Regions from separate parts of the Homo sapiens genome. Here region 1 is linked to region 2. The links are chromatin loops, found by intact Hi-C in ENCODE. Cell type or tissue: Caco-2. All regions are shown on one strand.

Region 1 (2,500 bases), 220 kb before region 2:
ACTTAAATGTTTAAGAACATACCGCCCGGGCGTGGTGGCTCACACTTGTAATCCCAGCACTTTGGGAGGCTGCGGCAGGAGGATCACTTGAGCCCTGGAGTTGGAGACCAGCCTGAGCAACATGGCAAAACCCTGCCTCTGCAAAAAATGAGCTGGGTGTGGTGGCACATACCTGTAGTCCCAGCTACTTGGAAGGCTGAGATGGGAGAATCACCTGGCCCTGGGAAGTCAACGCTGCAGTGAGTTGTGATCGTGCCACTGCACTCCAGCCTGGGTGACAAAGCAAAACTCTGTCTCTCAAAAAAAAAAAAAAAACAAGATACCAAGATCTCCACTCTTTCTTGTCTTCCTCAGGAGAAGGGCAGTGGGAGCACAGAAAGGCCGTGTGTTTGCAGCATGCTCAGGTGGCTCAGTGAGCTGTCATCTCCACTTTCATTTTCCTATATGAGCCATGTCCTCTGAGCAATAAGAGCCCCAGGACAAGCTGTGAGGTGGACACGACGTACCTGAGCTGCATCTCTGTTGGCATCAGGCAGCGCCATGACCATGAGGTGTAAGGCTTGAAACTGTACTTTGACGTGAGGCCCTCCTAACAAGAAAACAGAAATAGTCATACATTTTAAATAGCCCTGATGCATCCTGACAGCATTTCTTGCTAGCATCTGGTGGCACAGGAGGGCTCCTGACAGCTTTTGGTGGTAAAGACTCAGGTTTTGTGCCCAGCAATGTAAATTTGTTCACTTGGACAGGAGCCTCTGTCCATCAACTCCCTTTTCCCATCCCATGATGCCATTGTTGAGGCAGGTGGCCAACGAGATCCTCAGAATAATTCTGGATTTGGATAGCACTTCCCTTTCAAAGTACTTTCGCAGACCTTCCCTTCCTTTAATACTATAAATAGAAGTGAAGCTCACTCAATACAAGAGAAAATAAACCTTGCTTCCATATAATGAGGCAGAAAAGTATAAGTATTAGGAACACAGATTTAGAACCAGGTTTCAAACCTGGACTACTATTTAGTCGCTGTGTGACCTGGGGCAGGTTATTTAATCCCTGTTGCATCTACTTTATTATCTGTAAAATAGGAATAGTCATTGTATCTACCTCACAGGCTGTTATGAGGATTAAATGAGTTAATACATGTAGAGTGTTTAAATCAGTACCTGTACATAGTTATCTTTCTACATATTTGCTCTTACTTTTATGATCTATGACACTTATTCTAGATCTTCCATGGACACTTAGGGAAGGTGATGACTGTAGTTGGATCTTTGGAGATTGTTGAGTATTTTCTTCCTCAGTAATGACACAAGATGGCGCCAGAGGGTTGGCATTTATACTCAGGGATTCCATCCACAGCTGGATAATCCACGACCAGCTGTGCTGAAAATTTAGAATACACCAGAGAATCTAGGCTTTCCTTTGTCCCTCTGTATTTTCTTCAAAATGGTGTCTTGGTGGGGAGTTCTTGGAGGAAAGCATTATGTTCTGGAATCTCTGGGGAGTTCTCAAGTTGAAGGAAAATCTATTTCTATTCAATGGCTGGAAGGCAGTCAGCTGCTGGTGAAGTTAACTGAGCTGTATAGCAGTGGAAACACTTGTGACAAGCTAGTAGGTTACTGGAGCTGTGCGTGCTAGAGTTCAGGAGTAGATGACAAGTGTATACAACCAAGCAATATGGGGAGAGAGGGAGGATCATATTGTTGAAGAAAAATCCATGTGTAGATTTGTGGATAACTTGTATCAAATTTATAATGACGCAGGTCCAGGATGTTACTGAAAAGAGCAAATACACATTGCTGTGAGCTTGCCTGAATAATAGAAACTTTAAGAGCAAGTCTCAGTGCAAAGCATTTAGGGGCAGACAAGACATAATGTTAGTGCATAAACTGCAGGCTGAGGACTGTCTCTAATCTTCCAACGCAATTAAAAAAAAAAAAAAACAACTCTGGGGAAGAAAAAAACAAGAGATGCAGATGTAGGCTTGGGACCACTGTGTTTCCATTAACTTCAGAGAAATTAAGAAGCTCTTTTAAGTTAAGTTTAATTTGGCAAATAATCCATTTTCATTTTACTTAGGAAACCTGGCCCAACGCTGTTTTGTGATTAATAGTTTTGTAGTTAATTCATTTAATACATCCCCGTCACAAGTATTCTCTTTCCTGAGGTCATTATTTCCCCAGAAAGTTATTAAGCATGTAATGAAAGCATCTGAGGCTTGATTGATGATGATACTAGTCCTTTAATTTTACGGTCAAGTTTGGGGCCAAGTTTGAAAAGAGAAAGTAACGACATTAGTGGAAAAGGCTCTGTGTTCTCTGAGCTCCATTTGAGGGTATTGAGAGGGACAGCTTAAACACACACACACACGCGCTTGTTCACAATCCTCCCCTTCAGAGAATCTTGTTACAACTAGAGCTTACTTAGGTGGCAAAAAGGCCATTATTTCCTGCTGGTAGCAGGCCAGAACTCTGGGTTTCCTGCAGGGTTCGCTGGTATC
Region 2 (2,500 bases):
TCCCAACTCTCAGAACTCTCAACTAGCTCACTCCTCTTCCTCATCCTCCAGGTCTTCCTGCTTAGATGTCACTTCTTCTAGGAAGATTCCCTGAATCCTCAAGTCTGGACACAGATTCTAAGGGCACGCTTCCTTAGCAACCTGCTCTTAGCCTGTCTGAGCCCTAGCACGCTGTGTTGTAATGTGCTGTCCACTGGTCTCGATTGATCCTCAAACTCTAAGCTCCCTGAGGACAGGAAAGTGATAGTTACGAGCCTGGGCTTTGGAATAATAAAAAGCACATCGTAGTACATCCTATAAGCCAAGTGTAATTCCGATTATTTTACATATAATAACGCACCTAATCTTAACATCCACGTAGGAAATTGGGGCAGAAGCAGGTTATCTTTCCCAAGGTCACATAGCCAGTAAGTGGCAGATCCACAATTTCAACCCTGGCCATTGTTTGCAGAGACCATGCCCTTTCTTGTAATAAGGTGTTGCCAATCAGAGCGGCTTCGTTTCTAGAAAATGTTAGCTACTTAATGACTCAGTTGACCAGGAGTAATTACTTGTTCTAAGTGAATCTCATTTTTCTCATCTAAAAAGTGGGAATAAATAACAGTATTTACATCAAGGAGTTGAGAAGCTTCCATGAGATAGTGCACCTTATAGAAAGTAGATAGTGTACTCAGCATAGTACTTGCCATATAATAAATACTCAATAATTATTTGTCTGCTGACATTTTGGGTTTATCCTATTCTTGTTCTTCTCATTCTCTTCCCTTTCCTCCTCCTTTTTTTTTCTTTCTCTTCTCCTCACTCTTCAGCATTGTGTCTGAGCAGAGGGTTGACATATAGTGGACATTAACAAACATCTCATGAATGAAGGGGTAAAAGAATGGATGAGTGAATGAATGAATGAAACAGCAGGCAGACTTTCTCTAAAATCAATTTGCATCTATCTTCCTTAGCTCTTCATCATATATCTTCCTCTACAGCAGACAGAGGGAGACATCTGCAGCCCTAGATTGCTGGCCTGTTGGGCAGTGACACCATTTCTCCTTCACGACAGCTTGAATTTATACAAAATCTTTACTCTTTTGAAGTCCATAGTTCTAAAATAGCGTCAACATTTTTAAGCTGCCAGATTTTATTGGGCTAAACATGATTAGCAGACATTCCTCGCTGAACACACCCAAAGGTTAAACACAAGCCAGAAACCAACACCAGATGCAGGTCAGGAATTCCTGAATCAAATTCTTCAGTGAAGGAAAAATGATAAAATCTCAGGTCTTCTCATTCTTGACAAGTACTCCTACATTTTCTTGACTAGTGTTTGTTCTTAGGGGCAATTTTTGCGTAAGAGGAATTTCCTATAAAGTGGGAATTTCACTGCTTTATATTTTTTACTACTCCAAAGGAATTTCACAAAACATGTCATTTCCTTCCACAATTGATGGGTAAGATTCCTACATCATTCACACCTGTGCCTGTGTTTCCCTGTGCATCTGGTACAGAGATGGGCATAAGGAGCACCTGTCTTGGAGAGATAGCATGGGGGAATTGGGTCATCTCAGCTGTTTTCAACTGGGGTTTTGCCAGTTCCTCTTTGTCTTTTAGTTCCCTTTGTTGCCCCTGTTTTTCATATGGTTATGCTGCTGTTGTTTCTTGTTATGGTTGTTGGTGGTGGTTTGGTGTTGGGGAATATGTAGTTCCTGGCATTCTTTTTTGGCTTCTGAATCCTAAATAACAAGCCAAAAGGAATTCAAGTTTGTGTAGGGACCACAGGTCTCTTAGGAAAGTCCCTCCCCAGATGGCTTTTCTTGTCCAGGGGGAGCATTCAGAGCCACTGGCAGAGACCGCTCTCGGCAATAAGCATGTTGTTGCTCCTATCAACAACGTTAATGAGCCAGAAATGAATTCTGTGTTTCCAGTAGCTTCTTTGGCATTTTAAATGGGTCGATTCCTTTCAGAAGAGTTCATGTGTTTTAATTCATATTTTGCGTATTACTAAAGAAATTTAAGATTTGCCTTCAGTTTTAGTTTAATTTTTTGGATCCATCCAGAGCCTTGAAAATATGAAGGCAATAGAACTTCTGGAAAAAAAGAAAGAAAGAAGTCATTGCGAGTCAACTTTAAACGTATCAGGTTCATGGAAATTCTTTTTTTTTTTTTAAACCAGTGGAGTATTTTAGAGTAAATACCTCTGCTGTTTTAACAAAAAATCTGTTATCTTTTTTACAAAAAAATCTGTATCGTTATCTAATAAAAACTCAAGCAATTTTCAAACTCTTCACCAATATGTAGAGTTTAAATTGCTTTTTATTATAGAAAATAAAACTTGATTAGATTAATTAAATTAATTGTTTAATTAAACCACAGTTGATGACTTCAACTTGATTTATTGATGTAAATAAATGGGCCATGGGCCAGACCTATGCTAAATTTAAAAATATACCTTAAAAATTAAGTTTAGATAAAAATAATAAAGTTGTGGAAATTGCAAAAAATAAAAACC

What was found. Peaks named below come from ENCODE experiments on the same cell type or tissue, not always from the same donor. Only the 100,000 strongest peaks of a DNase experiment are listed, where the experiment ranks them.
Region 1: a loop joins it to region 2, with 12 times the contacts of the local background. A loop is called at or near these places in 3 of 110 quality-filtered maps.

The regions. Positions count from the first base shown.
Region 1 is chr18:6,885,246-6,887,745 of GRCh38, reverse strand. ARHGAP28 (Rho GTPase activating protein 28) reads right to left here. Exons shown (of 18, transcript NM_001366230.1): 12 at 507-589. Among named protein-coding and RNA genes, the nearest start is that of LINC00668, 43 kb to the left of the region's middle. In Caco-2, a CTCF peak has its summit at 1,331 (motif pointing right); a DNase peak (open chromatin) is centred at 1,345.
Region 2 is chr18:6,660,882-6,663,381 of GRCh38, reverse strand. No RefSeq gene overlaps it. Among named protein-coding and RNA genes, the nearest start is that of ARHGAP28, 68 kb to the left of the region's middle. In Caco-2, no CTCF peak of the experiment used is centred here; DNase peaks (open chromatin) are centred at 1,171 and 1,501.